Regions from separate parts of the Mus musculus genome. Here region 2 is linked to region 1. A link is a loop called in an ENCODE intact Hi-C map of the cell type or tissue named here. Cell type or tissue: left cerebral cortex. All regions are shown on one strand. Links, peaks and the distances in the headings refer to the core of each region. The heading gives the core; the rest is flanking DNA.

Region 1 (8,628 bases), core at 523-8,522:
TTTGAAAATCATGCTTACGTATCAATAGGAAAAGACTGAAAGCATATACTTTTATTAATCTAGTTCTGTTAGTATAATAATTATATTGACAGCAGCTAGCGCCATCGTGAGAGTACAGTGGACTGTATAGTCCTTTTTATGCTCGTCTGCATTTTGCATGGTATCCATCTTGTTATCTGTTCTACCAAGTTATCATGAATGAATATGGTGAATACTGAGCAATATTCCTAGGAAAAATACAGGGTTAAGTTCCCATGAGCCTCTGGCTACTACACTTATTAATACGCAATCTTGTCTTAAGTGTTTCTGTTAAAAGGCATCATGTTTAATAGATATCATCAATTAAACATTACCGTGAAGTCAAGGCCAGTAAGTAGCACTGCAGCTCATGCCTGAGCACTCCCTAACCCACACACTTTCTGTTAAGGCGGATCACAGCCAGCTGACACTTAGTAATGGGGACAGCATTTCTAGACTATCCTTGCGGTCCATCTTAAACCATAAAGTCAACATATGTGTGGACCATGCAGTCTACGAAAAAGACATTGGTGATGCAATGAAAGCTGAAATAAAAAGGCAGATCTGCATTTGACCCCAGCTAGAAACCTGTGGGTCAAGGGAGTCGAAATTCTTCTCGCTCTGAATGCATCTGCACATGACTATGGAAGTAACGTGAGCACTAACACAGGGCTTACAAATACACTGCAACTAGAGAACAAATTCACACAATAACCTAGATGATGACACTAGATTGTATTTCTTTATAAAATTCTCTTTTAAAAAATAGTCATAAAAATTTTCAATTTTTCTAGTTTCAATTTTCTAGTTCTTCATAAAATCTCTGTAAACATAAGAGACCTTGAAGAAAGGTACTTACAAAAAATGATCTGACTTTGAAAAGAATATTAAAGAAAATCAGAGAAGGAGTTATACTTTCAGAACTAAAATTCAGTTCAAATCTATATGCACACATATAAAATCATCTGAAGAAATTAACTGGGTTTGTCTCTCAAATACAACAATAAACAGAAAATTGTATTTTGGTCCCAAGTATAATACTTACCAGATTTAGCCTTAAAAAAATAAATTAAAAAAAAGACCAGCTGAGTTTTGTGCTGTGTCTTGGGTGTGGCTGAGGGGCAGGAGAGGGAGTATCCTTTGAGAATCTAACAAAACTTATAGACTCCCTACAGAAATGCACACATAATCACATAAGTTATACATTTTAAAAGCATTTTTCAGAGATTGACAGATTCTAGGTAAAAGGTTGGCTCCTTAGTCAAGTCATGCCATTATTCAACGTTGAAATTCCATATATTAGGTTAACTAAAATTAAAAGGAATTAAACTGATTTTTAACACAATACCCTAGCCAGAGGCCAACCTGAGCTACATAGTGGCATCTAGGACAGCCTGGGCTACATAGTGAGACTATGTCTCTGGGACAAAAAAAATCAAGACCAAATTAAACCCTAAACCTTACAAAACACAATAGCCCAAGAAACAGTGATCCAGTAAATACTTACTGATAATCATTAGCAAAAGGATCGCTGCAGCCAAAGCCATGATGGCTTTTATCTAGAACACACAAAAAGGCAAATGAAAGAGTTGACGTGTTAATACAGACAAGACTATCTGTTCTTCTACTTACTAGTCTCCACAGCTTCATTAATAAACAGGCACATTCACTGAGAGGGGTCCAATTCTCTACTTCTCACATGAACATGATGGTTGTTCTGTATTCTTGTATAAATAGCCAAAACTGTTGTGTTGGATGTCACTACCTGAGGCTGTACTATACAGTAAGCAGCCAACAGACGCCTTCCCAGGGCTGGGCCTGCTTCTAATGTGAGACACACAACTGTACTTTCTGCAGTTCCTCCACTCAGGACTAGATGAGAAACCACAGGCCATGTATTATTTATGTAAATGGTCCTGTCTTATCTGCAGTTATGTTCCCTATAAATGTGCTCTCGCCCCATGAATGCCTGAACCCATGGATCATACCAAATCCTCTACATGGAGTTGTCCCTATATAGGCAATCTATGATAATAAATTGATAAATTATATAGAAGAGACTAATAACCAACAGCAAAATGGAATGAGTGTATAGTAAGGCAAAATGAATTTGGTGGTTCTCTTCTAAAAGCCATGATAAATAGTTCACAGCTCACTGTGGATAAGCAACAATATAGACAATATGGCAAACAACCATGGAGCAGGGACTGCTATCAATATGGCATCAGGCTCCATGGGGGACAGTTACACACGGCAGCAGGTGCCATGGCAGTTTTCTGAGTACCCGAGAGTTGTTATCTCAGCTTACTTCCTTCACAATGTTTTAATCGCCATTTTTAGGACTACATTTTCTTTATGAATAATTATACTTAAATAACTTGAGAGTATGGACAATTTCACGTGAGAAGGAGAAGCCTTAAGATCACACTGTAGTCAGCCGCTTGACACTTTAAGCTCATGTTATCTTTCTACATGGAACTGCCACAATCACCATTGTATTGTCTTTTAAAATCATACATTATATAAACTAATTTTATCTCCTTGATGAATCAAAAGCCTTGCTTTCGTTCACCATTTTCATTGTACATAACTAAAAATGGCTGTGGCTGCCAGGCACGAGTGATCATGCCTTTACTCCCAACACTCGGGGCAGGGAACTCACTGGAAATCTCTGCGTTCAGGGCAGCCAGTCTTAAAATAAGTCACTGTTCTAGTGGACCAGTGCATAAGAATGTACTAGACCATGAAAGAGTGAAGTCCAGTGTGTGAGCCTCCACAGCTTCAGAGTGGCTGTTCTAACTACACACAAGGCCATCAAGATATATTGCCTAATTTTGTGTGTGATTTATTTTTATTTCCAAGATTTTATAAGGTTCATTTGAAAAATTTTAAAAAATCAGTATATTCAATATCATAAAAGGCTGATTCATTCTAGTGAATTAAATGTTAAATTCTAGGAATTAAATGTTTTAAACATAGACTGACTGCTAACACTTCGTGACATTGTAGCCGTGACACCAACAAAGTCACGCAAGGAATATACAAAAAGCTTTGGAATTTAGATATAAAAGCCCAGGTTTTTAATTATAACTTAAAAATATAAAAAGTCTTGAACCTGAGCTTACACTAAAATATACTTCAATTCTTTATTTAACCTAAAAATATTTTCTAAATAACATGGAATTTAAGAGTAGCTTTCCTAAAACATATATTAATGTGTCCTATTAATATAAAATTACTAGGCTGAACTTTACAAAATGGAAATGGAAATATCAAGAAAAGTGTAAAGAGCCTGTACTGAAACGTCTGCTCGTCCTCGGGTTTCTAACTTGGGGCAGCGCCCATCTATCTAACACTGTCATAGACAGACACAGTCCTACCACTGCTCAAAGCTCTTTCATTATCAGCGGCAGCCCATTACCACCCCACACCCTTCCCCCAGTGGCAGCCTCTGATATCTTTTTTTCCAATCTCCTTTTTTATAATAGCCTTCCTAAATCACTACGATGAAAGTCAATCCAAAAAATAGGAGGCCTGGGGCACCTCCCCAGATGAGCAGGAACACCGTGACTGATAGTGTAGGAGGAGACTGAAGAAACAGAACCCTTAGGGAGGAGGCACTTGCTACTGATATAATGCTGTTTATTAGATGCTGGATGCTATCCGTGGTCCACAAAGTTAAACTAAGGCCTTGCCTGTTTAAAAAACCATCCTATATATATTTAAATCTCTTTAAAACATTAGAGGAGGAGGCAAAGAAGAAGAAATGAAAGAAAATACAAAATTTATTCTCTGAAGCAAACAAAAATAAATGGGAAAAAAATTCATTGTGAAGAGAACAATGAAACTTGTCCTCCTTCACTTCTATTTCTGGGAACAGAATATTTCACAGGTAAATCATGTTTCATGTTTTCTCTTCGAAGACATGTTTTCGAAGAGATCCTTACCATATAGCAAAGTTGGGTTTAGAAAATTATTGCTGAACCCTAAAATGAGGGGTTAAAAACAATAAATCCATGTTTAAGGATTTTGGCAAAATAAAAACACATACCTAGATTCAAGATGAAAAAGGAAACACTTGTTCTCATGACATAATTGTTTTTGAAAAATCAAGATATTTTTCATGATTGTTCATATTTAAGAGAGAAATTCATTTCTGCAGAAATATTAGTATGCAGTGATTCCATTTGTCCTTATTAAAATTTAATTATGAAGGAATAAAATGAGTCTTTTTCCTTAATCTTTTGTTAGGAGAGTCTCTGGCATACAAACTGCTACTGTTTTTCCCACTATGAAAATAAAACAAAATCACACTTTCCTCAAATTTTCATTCTCATCAGAAAACAAAAAACAAAACACCAAATTCAAACCCACTCTGTACACAGTGAACTGTTCTCCAAGAGCTAGGAAGAAGTGGAAGTGGGTCTAAGAAGGGCACGTGTTTGTCACCACGTGTCCAGATGCTGAATCCCTACCAACGCAGGGCCCTTTGATGGTGAGAGCTGAGTGCAGCCTTTCAGGCACTGCCCTGCTCCTGTTTCCTAGGGGAGGAAGCTTTGGGCAAGGCCCTTCCAGTGTTTGTCCTCACAAGCTCAGAGACTCGCTGCTGCCTCGCTGCCCCTCCCCCACCCCTCACTTACTTTGCATCCACGCCACCACATTTGCCTTCGAAGCTGTTTGGATCTGTTGCTGAAAGCGGTGGCATTATCCGATAAGCTTTCTATATCACACAGGGTAGAGAGAAGGATTAAATGACATAACAGCATTCTTTTATATAGTCATACAAAGATAAACAGTAATACTACTTCTTAAAATTTGGTTCCCACAGAGTCTGTCAGTCTCCATTAAAACAAACAAACAAACAAACAAAACAAAGGAAAACACAGTGGAAGGTCAGTTTGTCAACTCTCCCACCCTCACCCTGACACCCACTCATGATTTCCAGAACTCTTCTTATCCACGAACTTAGTTCTGGTAAGAAAATAAGAGTTTAAAAATAAGCTGGACACAGAGCCTGACGACCTAAGTTTGACACAAAGAGCCCCACGTGATGGAAGGACAGAGTCAAGTCCCTAGCTTCCACATGCACACAATTAATGTAATAAAAGTTTTTAAATTAGGGGCTGGGGATGCTGCCCATGGGCAGATCCCTGATGTACACACTAGATCCCACACCAGAAACAAAATAAATACTTTGGCACATCTCTAGAAAAAATTTGCACACAAAAAAAAATTTTAATTTTTAGAAAACAAAGATAACTGATTTTGAGTGAAAAAAAAAAATCAAGCAAATCTATCAAGAATGAATCTGGCATACAGCTATTCACCATTAACACAGCAAGAAGGGCTAACATGTGCCAAGAGCCATTACAGGCTCAGACTAACATCTGCCTGTAAACAACAGTTGCTAAGTTTCCAGGGAAGCGTAAGTCATCATCCAAACAATACGCGAGGTCCAAGTGTGCTAGGAATCATGGGCACAGAGACTAACATCTGTGGGAAAATACAGACTACCTGAGTACCAGGGAAGACTAAATAGAAATAGCAGGCAAGTTTAAAAGGAGTACTAAAAAAAATGGATTAGATTTTAACATCTTGACATCCGAAGAAACACAAAGTGCATCAATATGACAGGGCAAGAGAAAAGAGGATTTAACTTTTTGGCAACGAAGTTTTAAACTCTCCATTCTTGTCTCAGTAAGAAGTAAACAGTACAATAATTTACATTAATGGGCAGAAACTAAGCCATGGAAATCCAGCTTAAGAACTGAATGTTGATCTCGGAAGCCACGATTCCTGAACACGGGCGGGTGGGCGATCAGACAAACGGAAAGTAAGCATTAGCTACACACAGTCACAACATCAAGAAGGGCAGCGAGTGGCTGTACCTGATTTGTCCTGTAGTTCATCCAGCCTCTCTCCTCTTTCAATTACCTTTGTAATATTCTCTTGCATTACATCAATAACTTCATCCACCTGATTCTGAACACTAGTTTGAAAAAAAAGGTAACATTTATTCTTCTTTTAGAAAACCCCACACTTTTAGAACTTTTACTAGATGTGGCAAATTCTCAGAGAACTGAGAGTTGTCATTAAACTATAAAAGTAAGCAGCGTTCTTCCATTTCTGGGTCTGAATAGCCAAGTAATTAAGGACAAAAGATACACTTTAAAGTAATACTTAACTGACAGCTTATTTTTAGTCTTGATTCTATCTTCAATGTAGCTCACAAGCAAACCAGACACTGACAGAATGCTCAGTGTGACTCTAAATGTTTCATCTTCTTGTCAGTAAAGTAGTGAAAGACTAGTTAAAACTAGTAATCAGAGTCCACCTTCCTCTGCAACGCACTCCAGCCACAAGACTTACCACGTGCTTCACCGGGTTTACTGAAGGCTAATGAGAAATAGCTAGTTCCCAAAATGGAAACGTACAGCACCCCTCTGAGCCACAGGATACCCAATGGATGTAACTCTTCAGTGCTCATTAGTTTTCTCTTCAGCCTAGGCAAGATTCAAGACAACTTGGAGCACCAAAGAATATTGGGAAATGCTCACTAATAGGCAAAAACAAAACAAAACAATTCAGTGTATAAATGAAGATGTTCTCCTCCTTATGTGATGGGAGCCTCTTCTAATCACACTCAGAGTGGTTAATGAAAACTGAAACAAGCTGAAGAATTAGTCAGATGTTCTCAGCTATCTGTCATTTAGGAGTTACCTCCTACAAAAACACAGACATACTTGCATGTCTAGTATTCCTCTGATGTTCTATCCATAGACAAATATCTATCTTAAATTACTTTATATAATAATATTTAAATAAGAAACATTAAATAAGAAATATATAAAAAGATAAATAAAGTGAATCTCTGGTCCTTATAACTCAAAAAATGTGTAAAGCATAATAACTATTAGCAACTATATACACATAGAAACCCACATATATTTAAGCAAATAAGAATATGTATTTGTCATTGTGGGTATGTGTATGTGTGTGTGTGTGTGTGTGTGTGTGTGTGTGTGTGTGTGTGAGAGAGAGAGAGAGAGAGAGAGAGATCATCCGTCCTGTCCTACACTATTCCCCGCAAATTAGCCCAGTCATACACAATTATGAAAAAAGTGCACTATCCTTTATTTGAGCTAGTCAAGGTCGGTGCTTTAAAAACAAGGTGAGGGCCCACTCAGACATAGGTGATGTAGAGGCAGTGCCATCACATTTTAGGAGCAATTACTATGACTGATCAGCTCATCTCTCACCTACGTTAGAAACATTACATATACCCATGAATTATCTACAGTCTTCAGGATTCATCACAGCTTCCCAGAGTTCTCCATCCACACATTATTCTACTGAAGGCTGTAAGGCTAGCTAGCTCAACCAAGCAGGGATGTGCATAAAGATCTGACATGCCTGCTGAATCTCCAAGAGATGTATATCCAATTATCCAAACAGAGGACAAAAGATGTTTATTCTACTAAAGAACAGTGGCATGAATATTTATGTAACTACTCACATGTACAACTAACACACTTTATTAATCCTAAAGCTAAACACAGCCAGTTCAGTCACACCGTTTTTTTTTTTTTTTGTTTTTTTGTTTTTTTCATTTAGGGACTGAGCAGGAAGTGAGAGTGCCTATGGATTTACTGACCACAGGCTTATGGTGGAGTACTGTAAATGTCTGTGTTGGGTAAGTTAACACTTAGGGTGTGTAAAAATGACCTAGTATCTAGAGAGCTGTAAAGCAGTGACAGGAAACCCTCTAACCACTAAAAATGAGAGCAAGTCTGTGCTCACAGCAAATGCTGGTGCGAATGCAGTAAGGCGAACCCTTATACTATTGGTGGGAATGTAAATTAACATAGCCAATACAGAAATCAATGTGGACGTTCTGGAAAAAAAAATTAAAAATATTCACAGGTATGTTGCTGTCCACCTAGACCTAGTATTTGAATGGAAGAGGAGGACCAGGCATTCAGGGTTATCCTCAGCTACATATGAGTCTGGGGTAAGCCTGGGCAGTCGTGACATTTTCAGGTAGTCATCTGTATATTACACAAATGTTGACTAGTAAGACAGAAATGAACAAAATATTCTGTGGCTGCTACACACAATCTGACAGATTATAGTTATTATGGATATTAATGTGCCATACTATACATGATTTTAAAATAAAACCAAAAGATTGAAGAAATAGTCATGTGTCCAAACTGCTGTAAGCAAAAGACTCCATGGGTCAAGGCAAACTGCAGCAACCCCTGGCACCCCCCACCTTTCCCCAATGAAATAGGTTTGGATATGACTTTTTCTTGAGTGCACTTTGAGCATATCCATCCCCTGTACTGTCTATTTTCACCCTCTCTCCCTGCCTTCTCTCATTCCTATTCTCCTCCTACCTGTGTCCATTTCACCCACCAGACTCCACACAAGAAACATGTGGCATTGTCTTTAGGATAACATAACATACATATATAACTTAACACAGTAATCCCCAGTTCCTCCCACTTTTCTGTAAATGTTATTTATTCTTCTTCACATCTGAATCAAAATTCATTTGCTGCCAGGTGTGGTGGTGCATGCCTTTAGTCCCAGAACTCAGGAGGCAGC
Region 2 (8,628 bases), core at 436-8,435, 130 kb before region 1:
GAGAGTAGTTCTTGAATTTGATTTAGTAAAAAGCTTGATTCTTTGTACATAACTCAGTATTGTTGCTGACAGACACTCTGGGGGTGGTTGCTGAAGTCACCAGTCTCCTTCGCTTTCCTCTCTCATTCCTTTCTGTTAGTGCTGTTGTAACATGCCTGAGACAACCTCCCAGTTGTAGTGGCTGCTAAGAACCAGAGGTTCTGCATTCAAATGCCACTTGAACACTGTCTTCACTTGAAGTAATGGTAGAAAGACAAAAGATGGTCACTGGTTAGTTAGCTTTCTGACTTCACATTTGCTTTTTATACCTTTGCAATCTCAAATTTCTAAGCTCTTATCTCTGCTTAGTGCATGAGGACAATATATTTCCTGGTCACAATTTCTTTGGTATATGGTAAGCACTGAGTAAGTGTACGACTGTAGGGTTAAAACATTTGCTATTGAAGCTCTGTCTAGAAACTTATATGATATTTTAGTATATCAGCAATTAAAAACTGTCTCAAAGATTGTAGTTTGAAGGAATTTGGGTTTTTTGTTTTTTTAATTTATATTTTGACAAACTGCTCCCCAAATTTCATTTATATCTTTTGGAAACCAGCTACTTTCTTTAAAAACATCCGTTCCCCCTATATACCCCATCTTTTGCCTTATAAAATTTTATGCAAAATGTTTGTTTATTTTTGGCCAAAATCTGTTAGAAAATAATATACAGTTGTACAAAATCTAGAAAATACATATGCACCATATCTAATTTCAGTGGAAAATGCCATTTTTACTGGGTTTTCTCAGTCAGAATCTCTCATTTTTCAGACAGAATGATTATTTCTTAATGCTAAAAGCAGGGTTGGGGTGGGCGGCAGTTATTTTAAAAATGTTTTTACAATTGAGTTCTTCAGGTATTTAGGGACCTTAGTGTGAATGATCGTGTATTATTCTTAATATTATACAACTATAGAGGCCTTCTTAAAAATATTTGTATTGCCAGGCAGTGATGGCGCATGTCTTTAATCCCAGCACTTGGGAGGCAGAGGTAGGCAGATTTCTGAGTTCGAGGCCAGCCTGGTCTACAAAATGAGTTCCAGGACAGCCAGGGCTATACAGAGAAACCCTATCTCGAAAAGCCAAAAAAAAAAAAATTATTTTATGTGAATTGGTGTTTTGCTAGTGTGTATGTGTGTGAGGGTGTTGGATCCCATGAAGCTGGAGTTAGAAACGGTTGTGAGGTGCCATGTGGGTGCTAGGAATTTAACCCAGGTCCTCTAGAAGAGCAGTCAATGCCCTTAACCATTGAGCCACCTCTCCAGTCCAGAGGCTCTTTTTATTAATTTTTTTAAATTTCATATGTAAGTACTATATTTACATAATTTCCTCTCCCTCCAATTCTTACTTTCCTCCATTCCCTTACAAATTCATAGCCTCTTGTTCTTTAATTATTTTTTATTAGATATTTTCTTTATATACATTTCAAATTCTATCCTGAAAGTTCCCTATTCCTCCCCCACCCACTCCTGCTTCTTGGCCCTGGCATTCCCCTGTACTGGGGCATATAAAGTTTGCAAGACCAAGGGGCCTGTCTTCTCAGTGATGGCCAACTAGGCCATCTTCTGCTACATATGCAGCTAGAGATACAAGCTCTTTGGGTACTGGTTAGTTCATATTGTTGTTCCACCTAGAGAGTTGCAGACCCCTTCAGCTCCTTGGGTACTTTCTTTAACTCCTCCATTGGGGCCCCTTGTTCCATCTTATAGATGACTGTCAGCATCTACTTCTGTATTTGCCAGGCACTGGCATAGCCTCATACGAGACAGCTATAACAGGGTCCCTTCAGCAAAATCTTTCTGGCATATGCAAGAGTGTTGTTCTTTAATTATTATTGTTACACATATATAATTATAAATAGTGTTGCTCCCATGGACATGTGTTTAGCATTTGACTCCTTGGGATTGGATAACCTATGAGGGTCTTTGTCCCTGGAGAGGACTGATTTCTCCTTCTCTTGGCAGCTGCTAATAGCCTGGAGCTCTTACCAGCATTCCTTCTCATTGGAGTGCCAATTGGTGCAAATTCTATGCTTTTAGAAATTATCTATGTATAAGGCCAGGCATGGTGGTACATACCTTTATCCTTTATCCTGGGCAGAGGCAGGAGGATCTCTGAGATTTCAGTGTTAGCCTCACACACGCACACATATACTCTCTATATATACATATGTATATATATATATAGAGAGAGGCGGAGGGGGCTTTCTTAAAAATATATATATATATTTAAAGAAGGGCCTCCATATATAATATATATTATATATGGAGGCCCTTCTTAAATATTCCTTTATTCAGGCTTAGGGGCTCAGCCACTAAAGGCTATGCTTACAACCAAAAATATGCCTATATTCTATGTAAGTTGAAAATGTGCTCAGAAGAGAAATATAGTTAGGCAGTGGGGTGCAATCTTAAGTAGTTTAGGATGATCAGTTACTGTTGGATGTAGCTAATACTAAAATTTTCTTTTTCTTTTTTCTTGTATGCATTACAAAGACTACTTTTAAGGGGTGTGTCAGGAGGTTTTGGACTAGATGAGTTTCCACCGAAATGTCGGAGAAGTCAGGCCAGAGCACAAAAGCCAAGGATGGGAAGAAGTATGCAACACTCAGTTTGTTTAACACTTACAAAGGAAAGTCCTTGGAAACACAGAAGACTACAGGTGAGTAGATGCAGTAGCCCACGTTATCTGGTTTGTGGGTTTGTTGATGCAAAGACACTGTGTCTAATGTGTATGATTAGAAGCTAGGGTGAACCCGTTTATTTTAGCCTTTTTGTATGTATTCACATTCTTTCCAGGGAATAAGAATTAAATATTTTACCTTTGAAAATTTGTTTTAATTTTTTAATGATACTTAGATGTTGTAGATGTGTGTGTTTGTGTGTGGATATGGGGAAGTGAGTGCAGGTGCCTGCAGAGGTCAGAGCTATGATATATCCCTTTGGAGCTGAAGTTACATAGAGATAGGTGTGACTTAGAACTTAACAGCTACTGTTCTTAACCTCACAGAACTTTGTATATATACACTTCTCTATACACTTGTGTCTATAGGAAAGAAACCATATAAGAGACGAAGAGGGGAGTGGGTGGGTGTGTTCGTGCTACAGGGGGAAAAAAGTCCTGTCTTTTTGACCTGGGTCCCTTGCACCACCAGTACATACAGTGAAAAGTAGAGCATTTGCTGCAGTATTGTGAACATTGTGGGCTTTGTTTGTGGGGTTAGGGGGTGATGAGACAAGGACTTGTTGCTGTGTATTTTAGTTAGGGTTTTATTTACTGCTATGAAGAGACACCATGACCAAGGCAAGGCAACTCTTCTAAGGAAAACATTTAATTGGGGCTGGCTTACAGGTTCAGAGGTTCAGTCCATTGTCAACAGGGTGGGATCATGGCAGCATCCAGGCAGGCATGGTGCAGGAAAGAGCTGAGAATTCTTATATCTTATTCTGAAGGCAGACAGGAGAAGACTGGCTTCCAGGCAGCTAGGACAAGGGTATTAAAGCCTGTATCCACAATGATAACACTTCCTCCAACAGGGCCACACCTCTTAATAGTGCCACTCCCTGGGGCCAAGCATATACAAGCCATCACACTGTGTAACCCTAAAGGGCTTAGAACTTAACAGTGGATCAGGCCAGCCTCCAACATGAAGCTATTTTCCCACTTTCACCTTCCAAGTTGTGTAGTTTGAACTTTCTTCTCTTAACATTTTAAGTTTTTTACTTAAAATAGATTGCCTGAAAACATTTCAAAACTAGCATTTCCCCTTCCCATATTCCCAGTATATAGTGTTCCATATTTAGAAGTTAAGGGGTTCTGGTGGGTGGGTTTGTTTTGTTTTTTGAGACAAATTTTGCTGGGGTCCCAAGATGGCTTAATATTTTGAGTGGATTGTTTACTTTTTACCTTCAATTAATGTTGTAGGTTATAAACTGAGTTTATAGAGCTCTACTTTAACATTGGGGACTAGTCAGAGATTGTTAACTCCTGTTCATGTATATTATTTGTTGAATAAAATGTATAATAGAGTGATGAACAGTAGATGTTCTAAGGAAATTGATGTTACTGATCTTTTAGTTGCAGCTCGACATGGGTTACAAAGTCTTGGAAAAGTTGGTATTTCACGGCGAATGCCCCCACCTGCTAACCTTCCAAGTCTCAAAGCAGAGAACAAAGGCAATGATCCTAATGTGAATATTGTGCCCAAAGATGGGACAGGATGGGCATCGAAACAAGAGCAACATGAAGAAGAAAAGTGAGTCAGAATCTGTTAAGAATAAAACACTTCTCTCATTGTAGGAAACTGCCACCGCTGTGCACTGTTCAGCCAATAGAAACACTCTATGACACTTATAATTCAGAGAGTTCTTCCTCAGATGAAAACACAAGTCAGCTTACTCTTTGATGCCTACTAACTCCAAGAATAGAGTCTTGGACTTCTCTTAACACTATTACTTAGCAAAAACATGAAAAATGAACTTAACATTCTAAGAACAAATCTACAAGCCAACCAATATTTACTGCAAACTATTATCTGAGTGTGGAACCCAGCATTCTGCTTTAATAAGTCCTTGATAAATGAAGAGTTAAAAAGATAATATAGATATTATAACTCTTTTGTGGTGTTATATTTAAAGTGTGAATAGACACATTTAGTGTAAATATATAATAACTGTGTATACACACTTTTAGTCGTTAGGCTCTTTGAGTTCAGTAGCATTAGCCATAAGCACAGATGACAGAGTGGCTAATAAACAGGTTTACTTACACTGCATAGCCTGTACCATACTGCCTCCTCTCCCACCCTGTTCAAACCAGGCCTTCACTTTCTAATGGGAGGAAGAAATTGAGTCAGAAAGAAATAATATTAAAAAATGAAACAAAAATAAGGAATTGGTTCTGTTGCCTAAATTCCAAGATGCCTAAGAATTCTGACTCCAGCTTTGAAACTGCTTGGTGTATCATGGGTGTTTGGGCATTATTTATAAAGTAAGTGGAAAACAAGAATTAGCACTGTCTGCCCCAATCCTTATTCATTCAGTAAATATTTTGTCTTCTGTCTGTCAAGGTTTGTACCAGATTATTAGCTGGGCTAAATACTAAGTAGTTATTGGTCAGTTGGTAGGATTTACATTGTTTGCATGGATCTTATCAAATCTCCATGTTCCTGCTTAATTTCTATAGTATATTCGATCTCCTTTGTAGAAATTTTAGTTTGCTGGAGAATTATTTTATAGTAGAAAGGGAGCTAGGGCTGTGTGTACAAAAAAATAATACCGGCATTCTTTAGTTTCTTGAATAACCTTTTCATTTTTAAGTATTGCTATATTGCAAGGATTGTATAAAACTATAGACTTTTTAATCCTGTTTTATTCATGAGAATGGATTAGACAGATTGCTGTTACATGTTTGAAATGTAATGCAATGATGAATCTATCATCTGACATTTGGAGTTTGCATAGCCTTTGCCCCTAATTATCCCAGTGTAAACTGAATGTCTGCATATACTTACAGTTCTGTTGATAATGTAGTTCTTTAAAACATTATTGGTAGTTACTTTCAGTATCACGTTGTTTTGGTTTCTTTTTAAACAAAATGGAAAACAGGCAGCTGTCATCTCAGTTATTTAAAGGGAGAGATGATTGGGAGAAAACAGACATAACTTTAAAGGTAATGATACAAAGGCAAACCACTTATAAGAGATGCCTCTGTGATTTATTCGTATTAATCCATTTGTAGCCAAACTTAGCAGACTTAATTTACATACATTTAAACATTTTTTTAGTGTGTAATATCTGAAATAATGGATTAATATTTTTTTAAAGAGCACCAGAAGTGTCACCAGCACAGCCCAAACCTGGGGTTGCAGCTCCCCCAGAAGTAGCACCTGCTCCCAAATCATGGGCCAGTAACAAGCAAGGTGGGCAAGGAGATGGTAAGTGGACATGAGCTGGGGGGTCTGGTGAGGGTCAGTGGTTACTGAACAGCCGTGCAGGAAGGAAAGGAAGAGAGCATTGCGAGAGGATATGGTCGCATCCTTGAACTCTATTAGGCTAGTTAAATTTCACTGACAAAAGTCATATGTGATCTAATCTAAGGAGAATCTCTGAGTTATCTTCTGCATTTTAAAGAACATCTATGAATTAAGGAACAACAGACATGGCCTGTACCCTTAACATTTCAATGAATACAAAAACATTGTATATTGATACTGGATTCCTTTCCCTAATTATCCCAAATGTCTTTTACAGAAATCCTCCTAGGATTTCTGGGTAGTGAAAATTAGAGAATGATCATAAAGCACAGTAGCTATAATACTTCTAAAAAATGGACACATATTTCATGTATAGTGAGTTGCTATTTAGTGGTAAATCAAAGTAGTAAATGAAATGAAAACATCTTAGCCTTGTTCGGGACTTGGTGTTTAGTCAAAGTATATTTCAGTAATCCAATCTAAACTAGTTGTTAAAAGATTTTAGCAGAGAAGTTGGTCTTCAGTAGTAGGAGTCATAATGAAAGAGAAACAAACACTCCTGCAACATGTCTGAAAGGTTTCTCTCAGGGTTTTGTGTCCTCATGGCTGTTCAATAACTTTTCAAGGGCTTAGGTACAGTTTATACGATTTATTGATATAAACAATTATTATAATGTAGAATAATTAATTCATCAGAAAAAAGCAAGAACTCTATCCTGGGAGGGTTACTTGAATTATCTTCATTATAAAAGTTAACTTAATGTGTTTTTGAAAAAATGTTTAGGAATCCAAGTGAATAGTCAATTTCAGCAGGAATTTCCCAGTCTGCAGGCAGCTGGAGATCAGGAAAAAAAAGAAAAGGAAGCAAATGATGAAAACTATGGACCTGGACCCAGTTTACGCCCTCCAAGTAAGAATGCTTTCTACATGTTTTGTCTTACAATGTCACCTCATGTGTGTTCCTGTGTATTTGCCTGCTTTGTAGAGACTAGTGTTGTATTCACTTAAAACAGATTTTTTTTTTTGTGCCAACAATAGTACTGCTGTAACTGTAGAGCTTGTTGGAAATGTATAATTACATCTGATTTAATCTGTAAGTCAAAATTTGTAAGGTATCCAGGTATCTTCTTTGTAAATAATAGGTGATCCTTTTGTCCTTATCTTTGCCCTGTTCATTCCCTATTCCCTTCCCTCTTCTCCATATGCATGTATCTGCCTCAGCCTCCCATGGCTTGGGATTATAGGCATATGCTACTGTGCCTAGCTGTCCATATCCATATACACACATACTATCTATCTAGAGAGATTGGTTTGTTTTGGTTTTAACATATTTTCCCCATTGTGTAAGATCTACCCATTTTTATTTTTATTTTTTTAATATACTTTTGTTTGTATTCCATGATTCTTTGCTTTCTGGACTCAAAATGAAATATTTTGGATAATGAAGGTTACTTTATGTGCATTATAAAGCATAAAATAAAAAAAGAAATAAATTTTTGAGACACATGTAAATGTTTTAGCTTCATGTTGTCATCATGAAACATTTCAACAGACTATATCTATGAGATTCCTCTAGCAAAATTTTATAGGTTTATATTTTAATGTTATATACATTGCATTTTACATTTTAACCTATTTCTTGTCAATATTCCTTGTCAAACTTACATATATCATAAATTTTTGTTTAACCTTTATAACATAATCAATTACTCATTAAAATTGGATCAGCTCCACTATTTCTTCAGTTAGTTACATTTTGACCCAAAAGTTATCTATTGTCTCCTAATAAATGTGGCAGCTTGAGTCAACAAACTGAACCCAACACATGACCTCCCACCATTTCTGAAGGAATCCAAAAGAGGCCTGGTTAAACGTTGTGACTAAAGGATTCTCTCAAAGCCCCCTTTGCTGTTACTGTTCATGACGTGCCTTCCCCAAAATACGTGATGGGGAGAGGCTAATATGAAAGAGTGGACTGTTTTCTAGAAGGGGGATATTTGTCTCTTAATAGTCTGTTCAGGATTTCCTTAAAACCAGAGTGGTTTTACTTGATTAAAGATGTAAACAAGATAATGTCACTGAATCTGCTCCTCTGGTCCCATGTAATTAGTAAGAGTTGACTAAAGTAAATGGATGTGAACATCCCCCATCAGCTTTTCTGAGTTGTATAGAATTTCACTTATCTTCCTTCCTTCCCTCTAGATGCCTACCTGACAGTCCAAGTGAGAATAGTGGTTTTTGAACCACTACAGAAACACTGACAAAGCTTTATACAAGCGCTGATAACCCTCCTTTCATGGGTTGTCATGGCTGCCTGACATAGAGCCTTTCTGCTTCACAATCTATGACTCTAGTCTGCATTACAAGACAGCAAATCCCCACTCTTACTGTACTTGGTGGCATTTTCTTAAAATATGCTAAGCTTGCTGTTGCTGTTATGTTACTAATATTTTCTTAATCCTTTTTGTCCTCCATCCCAGATGTTGCTTGCTGGAGAGATGGTGGTAAGTCTGCTGGGTCACCTTCCTCTGATCAGGATGAAAAGCAACTTGGCCAGGATGAAAGCACGGCTATAACATCAGAACAAAATGATATTCTCAAAGTGGTAGAAAAGA

Evidence for each region. Hi-C counts contacts between places; a loop is a spot of excess contacts. Peaks named below come from ENCODE experiments on the same cell type or tissue, not always from the same donor. Only the 100,000 strongest peaks of a DNase experiment are listed, where the experiment ranks them.
Region 2: it touches region 1 in a loop (4-fold over the local background); 3 of 42 quality-filtered maps call a loop at or near these places.

What each region holds. Positions count from the first base shown.
Region 1 is chr1:162,585,575-162,594,202 of GRCm38, reverse strand. Vamp4 (vesicle-associated membrane protein 4) reads right to left here. Exons shown (of 8, transcript NM_001356527.1): 5 at 5,907-6,007; 6 at 4,659-4,738; 7 at 1,526-1,577. Among named protein-coding and RNA genes, the nearest start is that of Vamp4, 19 kb to the right of the region's middle. In left cerebral cortex, for the core only: no CTCF peak of the experiment used is centred there; a DNase peak (open chromatin) is centred at 4,500.
Region 2 is chr1:162,718,776-162,727,403 of GRCm38, reverse strand. It overlaps Prrc2c (proline-rich coiled-coil 2C), which reads left to right. Exons shown (of 35, transcript NM_001081290.1): 2 at 2,535-2,700; 3 at 4,117-4,294; 4 at 5,865-5,974; 5 at 6,798-6,923; 6 at 8,494-8,628. The coding sequence starts at 2,589. Among named protein-coding and RNA genes, the nearest start is that of Prrc2c, 17 kb to the left of the region's middle. In left cerebral cortex, for the core only: no CTCF peak of the experiment used is centred there; no DNase peak of the experiment used is centred there.